Regions from separate parts of the Homo sapiens genome. Here region 1 is linked to region 2. Evidence: chromatin contacts called from ENCODE Hi-C or POLR2A ChIA-PET data. All regions are on one chromosome and are shown on one strand. The core of a region is the stretch at or near the end of the contact, and the rest is flanking DNA. Distances in the headings are between cores, read along the strand shown. Region 1 holds the start of C12orf76 (chromosome 12 open reading frame 76). Region 2 overlaps IFT81 (intraflagellar transport 81).

Region 1 (5,204 bases), core at 1,573-4,072, 120 kb before region 2:
TGTAATGCCAGCACTTTGGGAGGCCGAGATGGGCAGATCACTTGAGATCAAGACTTCGAGACAAGCCTGGCCAACATGGAGAAACCCCCTCTGTACTAAAATTACAAACATTAGCCGGGCACGGTGGTGGGTGCCTGTAATCCCAGCTACTTGGGAGGCTTAGGCAAGAGAATCACTTGAACCTGGGCGGTGGAGGTTGCAGTGAACCAAGATCATGCCATTGCACTCCAGATTGGGCAACAGAGTGAGACTCCATATAAAAAATAATAATAAAAATAAAGTTTAAAAAGGAGCTTAAAACCATGAGTTGTTAGGTACACAATGGCCATGCATTTGGGGCCTGATCAATTCTCCCAGTCGTCATCTTTTCACTTCTCCCTACACTTTGCATGCAGTGACAGTTGCCTGAATTGCAGGCCCAGGCAGAACCTTAAAAGAATGTTTTAGGGCGGGCGTGGTGGCTCACACCTGTAATCCCAGCACTTTGGGAGGCCACAGTGGGCAGTTCATGAGGTCAAGAGATCGAGACCATCCTGGCCAACATGGTGAAACCCCATCTCTACTAAAAATACAAAAATTACCTGGGCGTGGTGGCACACGCCTGTGGTCCCAGCTACTCAAGAGGCTGAGGCAGGATAATTGCTCGAACCCAGGAGGCGGAGGCTGCAGTGAGCTGAGACCGCACCACTGCACTCCAGCCTTGGCAACAAGAGCAAAACTCCATCTCAAAAAAATAAATAAATACCAACTGTACGGAACTGTCTAGGACAGCATTTCTCAAACTATCTATGGCAAAGGAGTAGTTTTTATAATTTCTAGTCTGTCCCAGACCACTACATAGCCCTACTGTGCATGACTAATAACCAGTTCCCTTCATCTGCAAAGCATTCCAGTTCAGAGACACCTAGAACTGGTCTCTAAGTGCTTGGATGTTGCAACAATGTCAAACTGTTAAGTTTCTAAACACTCTCAATTTCTGTAGTCATCTCTTTGCAGATAACATAGTTTGCAGACTCACACTGGTCTGCAGACTACCCTTTGAGTAGTACTGTTCCACAGCAGTGGGTATCCAATGGGGATTTGGCGTACCGTGGACATTTGGCAATGTCTGGAGAGATTTTGACTATCTTGATTAGGAGTAGGGGGTGCTACTGGTATCTAAAGGCTGGGGATGCCACCAAACTTCTTACAGTGTTTATCATAGCCCCCCCACTGCCCCTCGCCCCCTGAAATCATTTATCCAACATGTCGTAATATCCAGGTTGAGAAACCCTGTTCTGAAGGATCGAGTGGGATAATGTGTGGAAACTATTTAGTAGAGTGCTAGGTACACAGTAAGTCGTCAACACATGGCAAACACTGAGTTCATGTAGAGTCAAGATAATCCAAAATGATACTAATAGCCACTTTGTAGATATACAGATGTACCAAGGAGATACAGTGGGAAGGGAAGACTTTGGCGAGGGGCAGATTTATTGTGAAGTTTGCCAAGCTTTAAGTTCCAGAACTCCTTCCAAAGCCAAAGCCATGCACACACACATATTTACGCAGCGTGTGTGTGTGTTGAAGATATCCTCCCACAACTTATGTTTCAAGCCCCCAAACAGGTTCTAGTATTGGCCTCATCATTTCCTAGCTATGTAACTTTGGGCAAATAACTTCACTTCTCTGAGTTTCATTTTCCTTATCTGAAAAATAGAGCTGCAACATCAGGTGCGGTGGCTCACACTTGTAATCCCAACACTTTGGGAGGCCGAGGCAGGAGGATTGCTTGAGCCCAAGAGTTCGAGACCCCCACCTCTACAAAAAGTAAACAACAACAACAACAAAATGAGCCAGGTGTGGTGGTGCACGCCTGTAGTCCCAGCTACTCGCCCGGGATGCTGAGGTGGCAGGATCACTTAAACCCAGGAGGCCGAGGCTGCAGTGAGCCAAGATCGTGCCACAGCACTCCAGCCTGGGTGACAGAGGAGACACTATTGTAAAAGAAAAAAAAAGGGCTGCAAACCGTACGTTTCTCATTAAGTTATTGTAAGGCTCAAATGAATTCGCGTATACAAAGTGCGTAGCACAAGACATGGGATGTAGGAAATGCTCAAAAACTGTTATCATTTTTGCAATAAATACTGGCTCCTCTGGGAAAGAAGAGGGGTGGGGTAAATGATGTGCCTTGTTGCCTAGCCTGAGCCCACACTGCCAGAGAGGAGAGGACCCAGAATGAGACCCAGGTCTCCCGATTGCAGTTCATTCATGGGCAAGCAGTACATATTGAGAGCTTACTGGACACCATGCCAGGCTTGAGACCAGCCTGGCCAACATAGTGAAACCCCATCTCTACTAAAAATACAAAAATTAGCCAAGTGTGGTGGTGTGCGCCTGTAATCCCAGCTACTCGGCAGGCTGAGGCAGGAGAATTGCTTGAACCTGGGAGGCGAAGGTTCTGGCACATATTGAGCACTTGCTGAGAGGCAAAGTTCAGGCCTTCTGCCCCAGGCTTTTGGAGAGGGAGTCTCGGGGCCCCCTGAGGGGCCTCACCTGCACCCCCCGCACTCACCCATCTCCCCACTCTATCCCCTGTCCGCTCCGTACATGCCCGGCTCCAGCACCCGGAGCAGTGAAAGCTCAGGCACTACCCGCCGCCCGCCAGCCCGAGGGCCGCTCACCCAGGTTCTGCCCTCGCAGCACCGCGTACGGCCGGCTCCGCTCCAGCGGATCCACGGGGCTCGGGGCCTCTGCCTCCCCCACCAGGAGGCTGCAGAGGCCAAGGTACAGCCACGGTAACGCTGGACGCAGCATCTTCCCCAGCCCTGCAGAAGCAGAGAGGCCACTTCCGTCGCAAGCCCTGCCTCTGTCTCCTCCCAGGTCTCTCTGCGTCGCTGCCACCGCCCTTAGGGCGCGCGTCATTGCCATGGTAACTGTGCGTCCTGGTCTAAGTTCCGCTTCTGCCTAAGATTTGTTCCGGATTAACGTTCCTCAATAACTAATGTTTCCCCCGGACCAACTTTCCGTTCAGATCAACTTTCCGTCTGTGCCAACGTTCGCCGCGATTACCGTTCTGCTGTGGTTAGCGTTCCCTCATCCATTGGGGTCGAGGTCTTGTAGGTCCATTTGGGGCCTATTGAAGATTTTTTACGAATCCATGCATTTTCTTATTAAACCTTCATTACGGGCCTGGAAAATAGATACTGTGTTTCTATAGTACAAATGCCATCTTCTCAGGGAGCCCTTGCCCAGACATCCTTTTCTAAAATTGCAACCCTCCCTTTCCCTTAATGTACATTCTCCCTACCTTCGTTCTCTTCCATTCCCCCCATTCACTTTAGACTCATCACCATTTACCTTATACATTTAACGTACATTTGATGATTTTCTGAGGACCTGCTCCGCCCTAGCATGTAAAGTCCACGAGCACAGCGATTTTGTTCTTGCTCTCTGCTCTGTCCCAGAGACTGGGGGAGAGAGAGACCCTCTCATTTTGTTTTATATTGTTTTATACTCAGTACCTGTTTTAAGAAGAAACAACAAGGAAGTGAAACCAAAGACGGGCAGCCCGGCGCCAGGCCCGAAACCAGGCCTGGGCCTGCCTGGCCTAAACCCAGTTTCATGTGTGTGAAGAGACCACCAAACGTGTGTGAAGAGACCACCAAACAGGCTTTGTGTGAGCAACATGGCTGTTTATTTCACCTGGGTGCAGGCGGGCTGAGTCCGAAAAGAGAGTAAGCAAAGGGTGGTGGATTATCATTAGTTCTTACAGGTTTTGGGATAGGCGGTGAAGTTAAGAGCAATGTTTTGCGGGCAGGGGTGGATCTCACGAAGTACATTCTCAAGGGTAGGGAGAATTACAAAGAACCTTCTTAAGGTTGGGGGAGATTACAAAGTACCTTAAGGGTGGGGGAGATTACAAAGTACATTGATCAGTTAGGGTGGGGCAGAAACAAATCACAATGGTGGAATGTCATCAGTTAAGGCTATTTTTACTTCTTTTGTGGATCTTCAGTTACTTCAGGCCATCTGGATGTATACGTGCAAGTCACAGGGGATGCGATGGCTTGGCTTGGGCTCAGAGGCCTCACACCCAGTAGCTAAAAATCAACTCATAACTTAGAAACCGATGTTATTCATAGATTCCAGACATTGTATAGAAGAACGTTGTGAAACTCCCTGCCCTGTTCTGTTTCTCTCTTACCACTGGTGCATGCAGCCCCTGTCACGTACCACCTACTTGCTCAAATCAATCACGACCCTTTCATGTGAAATCTTTAGTGCTGTGAGGAGCCCTTAAAAGGGACAGAAATTGTGCATTCGGGGAGCTCGGATTTTAAGGCAGTAGCTTGCCGATGCTGCCAGCTGAATAAAGCCCTTCCTTCTACAACTCGGTGTCTGAGAGGTTTTGTCTGCGGCTCGTCCTGCTACAAGACTAGAAGAGTAGCATATTATATTCAGTAACTGTTTGCTGAATACATGAGGGAATTGAGCTAAGTGTTTGGCCCAACACTGCACACACAAAGTGGCAGAGCTAGAATTTGACCCAAGCATAGTTTTGAATCTGGAGGCTTTACCACCTCACACATTGCCTCACCTCCTGAAGGTTTGATTTGTAGTGGGATTAGTATCATTCACCTCACAATGGATGTGCAATACAAATGTCAGAGGCGTGTGAACCAGAGCAACTCCATCTTAAATAGGAGCTGGGTAAAATGAGGCTGAAACCTACTGGGCTGAATTCCCAGACGGTTAAGGCATTCTAAGTCACAGGATGATATAGGAGGTCAGCACAAAATACAGGTCATAAAGACCTTGCTGATAAAACAGGTTGCAGTAAAGGAGCCTGCTATAAACCACCAAAACCAAAATGGTGACAAGAGTGACCTCTGGTCGTCCTCACTGCTACACTCCCAGCAGCGCCATGACAGTTTACAAATGCCATGGTAATGTCAGGAAGTTACCCTATATGGTCTAAAAGGGGGAGGCATGAATAATCCACCCCTCGTTTAGCGTATCATCAAGAAATAATCATAAAAATGCCTAACCAGCAGCCCTCGGGGGCTACTCTGTCTATGGAGTAGCCATTCTTTTATTCCACTACTTTATTAATAAACTTGCTTTCACTTTGCACTGTGGACTTGCCCTAATTCTTTCTTGCGCTAGATCCAAGAACCCCCTCTTGGGGTCTGGATCGGGACCCTTTTCCTGTAACGTATTTC
Region 2 (4,660 bases), core at 1,802-4,301:
GATGATGAGTAGTAGGGCAAGGAGTATTGGTTAAGAGAGGCCAAGCTGATATTGAAAATATAACTTGGTAAAATCTAAAAAATAGATAATTTCACAAGATAATAGAAAGTTGATTGTATATCTTATTATACCTTCATATTTAATGCTCAATCAGGCATCTATCATTTCCCGTAAAAAAGAAGCCAAAGCTGAGGAACTTCAGGAGGCCAAGGAGAAGTTAGCCAGCCTAGAGAGAGAAGCATCAGTAAAGAGAAATCAGACCCGTGAATTTGATGGTACTGAAGTTTTAAAGGGAGATGAGGTAAGCTGAGCCATCTCATGGGACAAGGGTATGAGTATTGTTTTTATGTGAAACTATTAGTGTGTTTGACTTTCTTAGTGTGAATGTTAATATTGGGACGTTAATCTTATTTTATAAAACATATTTAAAACTGAAGAGTCTTTTTGCAATAATACTGAGATTATTTTTTTCTTTTTCTTTTTTTTTCTTTTTGAGATGGAATTTCACTCTTGTCACCCAGGCTGGGGTGCAATGGCGGGATCTCTGCTCACTGCAACCTCCGCCTACCAGGTTCAAGTGATTTTTCTGTCTCAGCCTCCCACATAGCTGGGATTATAGGTGCCTGCCAACATGCCCAGCTAATTTTTGTATTTTTAGTAGAGACAGAGTTTTACCATGTTGGCCAGGCTGCTCTTGAACTCCCGACCTTGGGTGATCTGCCTGCCTTGGCCTCCCAAAGTGCTGGGATTACAGGCGTGAGCCACCACGCCTGGCCATACTGAGAATTTCTTGATGTAAAATGGCAGATATGTTAATGATTTTACGAGATATTATGTTCCAAATTTTCACTTTTTTTTTTTTTTTTTTTGAGACGGAGTCTCGCTCTGTCGCCCAGGCTGGAGTGCAGTGGCGCGATCTTGGCTCCCTGCAACCTCTGCCTTCTGGGTTCAAGTGATTCTCCTACCTCAGCCTCCTGAGTAGCTGGGATTACAGGTGGACGTCACCAGGCCTGGCTAATTTTTGTATTTTTAGTAGAGACGGGGTTTCACCAGGTTGGTCAGGCTGGTCTCAAACTCCTCACCTCATGATCTGCCCGCCTCGGCCTCCCAGAGTGCTGGGATTACAGGTGTGAGCCACTGCACCCGGCCCCAAATTTTCACTTCTTAATTAAGTGAATTTATATTGGATTTAATTATTTATAAATATTAAATTATAAAAGTGAAAAACGTTAGTAGCAAACAGATAATACAAAAATCTATATTTGTTGGTAAATGCATTTCCATAAAGGGCTAAGAAAATATCATTAAGTTATTTTGTCAGTAATGTATACTTGTCTGGTGGGACTGACATGATTAAAATGACCTCATCATAGAAGCTTACAACTTTAAAAAAATATAATTGTGTCTCACATTGCAATATACTTTAAATTTTGAACAATGCTTTAACAGCTTTTGTTTCATTTATCCTTCTGTCAGACTCATAAGATTAGTGGGACAAATAATATTTTTTATAGATGGCTAAACTCAAGCACCAAAAATATAATTTTCCATCCTCTTTTCATAAAATTAGCCCAGGAATGAATGAATAAATGAAGTCAAATATCTTAGTTTAGTGCTTTTTTAGCAAAATAAAGCAATAGGTCATATTTTAATTTGTAAACATTGCTTGGACTTTACCAATTTTTACAGGCTTTTAAATTTTGTAACAGCTACTAGATCTCAGCAAAAGCTATCGTGGAAAGCTACTCTTGTCCAAACCTCATTTTTGGCTTTGAAAAGTTATTGAATCCATACTGTTACAAATTGGCAGTGAACCTTCACTGTGCCAAACAAATGAATTGCTCCCATAGTACCACTTTTCTCTGTGGTACTTCAGGTTGTACCCTCCCAATGTGCCTTTTAGCTTGCTGGGGAAGTAGTAGATTCAGGAAGTCAACATGTGATTGAAAAATTCCCTTGGCTTTTAACATCCACTTCCAAATTGGTTTAAGACATGGGAGTGTTTTAAATGATATCTGGAAGTCAACAGTGTATGCTTCATGACATCTTTGCTGTCTAGAGAAAAAAATAAAAGATCAATTATGCAGCAGTTTCGCTTTACAAGAGACTATGCCACCTCCTAGCATTTTTATCTTTTCTTAAGAAAATGCTGCCTAAATCACAGGAAATACTAATTGTTATGGCCGTATTTGGCATAAATAGTACTTACAATTCAGTGTTAGATGTTCCCTCTATGCAAATGTGAGGGAAAAAACCTAGTGCCAGGTTATTAGCCTTTATTTTTGAGAAATCATGGTGAATAGGAGACGGATCCAATGACAGGGAAAAAAAAAAGCAGTCTTTTTTTTTAAGGGGAAAAAGATGTCATCATTTGGAAATGATAACTTAATTTTTGAACAATGTCTGGTCGGAAAAGAACAAATCAAGTAAGGTATTTGGCAGTTACCTAAAAGAACAGAAGGTATCGGGGAACATTAAGCATAATTTTATAAAGAACAAATCTTGGTATACCAGTTTTATTTTCTACTATGATAAAGTGATAGGCCATATGGACAAAAGAGAAGAAGTTTCTTATATTTAAAATTATATAATACAGCTGGAGGTATAATTCACTGAGGTGCCTGATTTAGTATCACATGGTTCACTGAGGTTTCTGGTTTGATATCACATAGTAATCTCCAAAAAATCATGTCCTTTGCCCCCCATCTGTTAAACAGTTGGTGAGAAGGTATTGATAATTAGTGGCATGGTGTTTGGAAAGAACACTATGCCAGGAATCACATGCAAAATGAGGAAAGGGGGACTCACATTTATTGAGCACTTTTTATACAAAGCTCTGTTCCAGGTACTTTGCAAATAGATACTTTTTTACTTCTTGTAAAAGGTGTTGTTACCATTTCCCTGTCACAGTTGAGTGATGCTCGAGGAGATTGCAGTTTCACACAGCTAGTAAGTGGCCAAGCTAAGACCCAGGACCTCTCTAAGATCTGTTGACCTTGAAGAAATTACTCGACCTCCCTGAGGCTTCTCTATCTGTAAAATGGGGCTGATTGCTCTTTATTATCTCTAGGAAAGGCACATGAAATAATAGGTGCTAAAGCTTCTGAGAAACTCAAAGGCTCAGTCAACATATAACACCTGGCATCTGAAAGTAATCATTTGCATGGGTGGTATGTTAACTATGTGTGTCAGAGGCAGCATGGTGGAGTGGTTAAGAGTGGCTCTAGAACTTGGTTGTTTGAGTGCAAATCCTGGTTTTGCCGTTTACCAGCTGGATGACCTTGGACGAGTTCCTTACCCTCTTTATACTCAGCTGTAAAATGTGAATGTTTGTAGTATGTAACTCCTAGAATTATTTTGAGGATTAATTGAACATGCTTAGAACAGCACTAGGCACATAGTAAATGCTGTGTGTTAGTTCTTAGTATTTGTATATTTTTGTCAATCACTTGGATGAAGAATTTGAAAGCTAGAAATATAGTTCACAGCTTAAAAGTTGAAACTAGTATTTCCCAGACTGGGAGCAATTTAGTGGAAATAAATATGAAATAGTTTCTGTTTAGGAATAAATAATTTACACAAATTTAAAATGGAATAAGATAGCATTAATGAGAATAATTCTAGCTGCCATTCTCTGAGCAGTTACTGCATGCTCAGTCTTGAGCACTTAAAAAATATAGCTTTAGTAATGGTTATACAACAGCAACATGAATGTACTTAAAGCCACAGAACTGTATACTTAAAAATGGTAAAAGTGGTAAATTTTATGTTATCTCACAATATACCCTAATTCATCCTCTCAGAAAGCCTCTGAAGTAAATATTACCTCCATTTTGTAACTTAAGAAACAGAGAAATTGAAATAATTTTCCCAAAGTTACACAGTTAGCATGTAAGAGACTATTGCCATCCTAATGGCAATATTTTATTGCCATCAAATATGATTCCTAAAATTTACCCATTCCTATAGTGCCTTGGAGATGGCACTATTAGAATGGGTAAATTTTAGGAATCATATTTGACTCTAAAGAGGACTACACTGTGAACAATCATTAATTGGGAAGTGTATATTTGCCAGAAATTATATGACAGCCATTTGTTTGGATGTAAAACTTTATTCCTTGATTGTCGATATGTAGTTATTTGATTGATCTTATCTTGGAAAAATTTAGGAACATAATGTTAATTTGCGTAAATGTAACAAGTTCTAGACATATACAGTGATTTATATTCTTTAGTCATTTTCTTTTTAGAGGTCCATTAGCAGTTTTTAGTTTGGTGGTGAAGTATACATTTTGATGCTTCCTACTGCCATTAAAGTTAATGTTCCAGATGTTACATACTGTCTAAGAGTTTTAGCTCTTCTGATTGCAGATGCTACAGATATTTTTTTCTTTACTAGGCCTTTTTATTGGTATTTCATTGGTTTTCCTTATTAGTAAAAGACGAAGTTTCTGGAAGTACTTCCCCCCCATTGTACTTTATCATTTTAACATTTTATTTTCATAAAGTAAGGCAGTACACAGGAATAAGCACAGGCATGTATTTTTCTCTTATCTGCCAGAGTTCTGACATAAGTAGGAATTGCTTGAACAGTTGAAATGATCTTCTCAGTGATAAAAGATACATTTTCCTACCCATCCAGTCAATCTTGATTTCTT

What was found. A loop is a pair of places that touch in the nucleus more often than their neighbours do. ChIA-PET counts read pairs that join two places held with the same protein, here RNA polymerase II (POLR2A). Pooled maps may share reads with other maps.
Region 1: a pooled map shows a loop between it and region 2 (2.0-fold over the local background). The contact joins the promoter of C12orf76 here to the enhancer-like site in region 2. A Hi-C loop is called at or near these places in 1 of 37 single-sample maps with no recorded cell type and 2 of 50 pooled maps. POLR2A ChIA-PET finds 5 or more read pairs at or near these places in 3 of 52 experiments (GM12878, HEK293 and activated CD8-positive, alpha-beta memory T cell).

Annotation. Positions count from the first base shown.
Region 1 is chr12:110,045,700-110,050,903 of GRCh38, forward strand. C12orf76 (chromosome 12 open reading frame 76) reads right to left here and starts at 2,823. Exons shown (of 2, transcript NM_001389625.1): 1 at 2,664-2,823. The coding sequence starts at 2,796. RefSeq lists a silencer at 2,532-2,591 and an enhancer at 3,512-3,771.
Region 2 is chr12:110,162,765-110,167,424 of GRCh38, forward strand. It overlaps IFT81 (intraflagellar transport 81), which reads left to right. Exons shown (of 19, transcript NM_014055.4): 11 at 155-301. Among named protein-coding and RNA genes, the nearest start is that of IFT81, 41 kb to the left of the region's middle. Within about 2 kb of position 3,052, at least 2 of the 41 ENCODE cell types and tissues checked have a DNase peak (open chromatin) inside an H3K27ac peak, as active enhancers do; they include GM12878, where a contact is called at or near this core.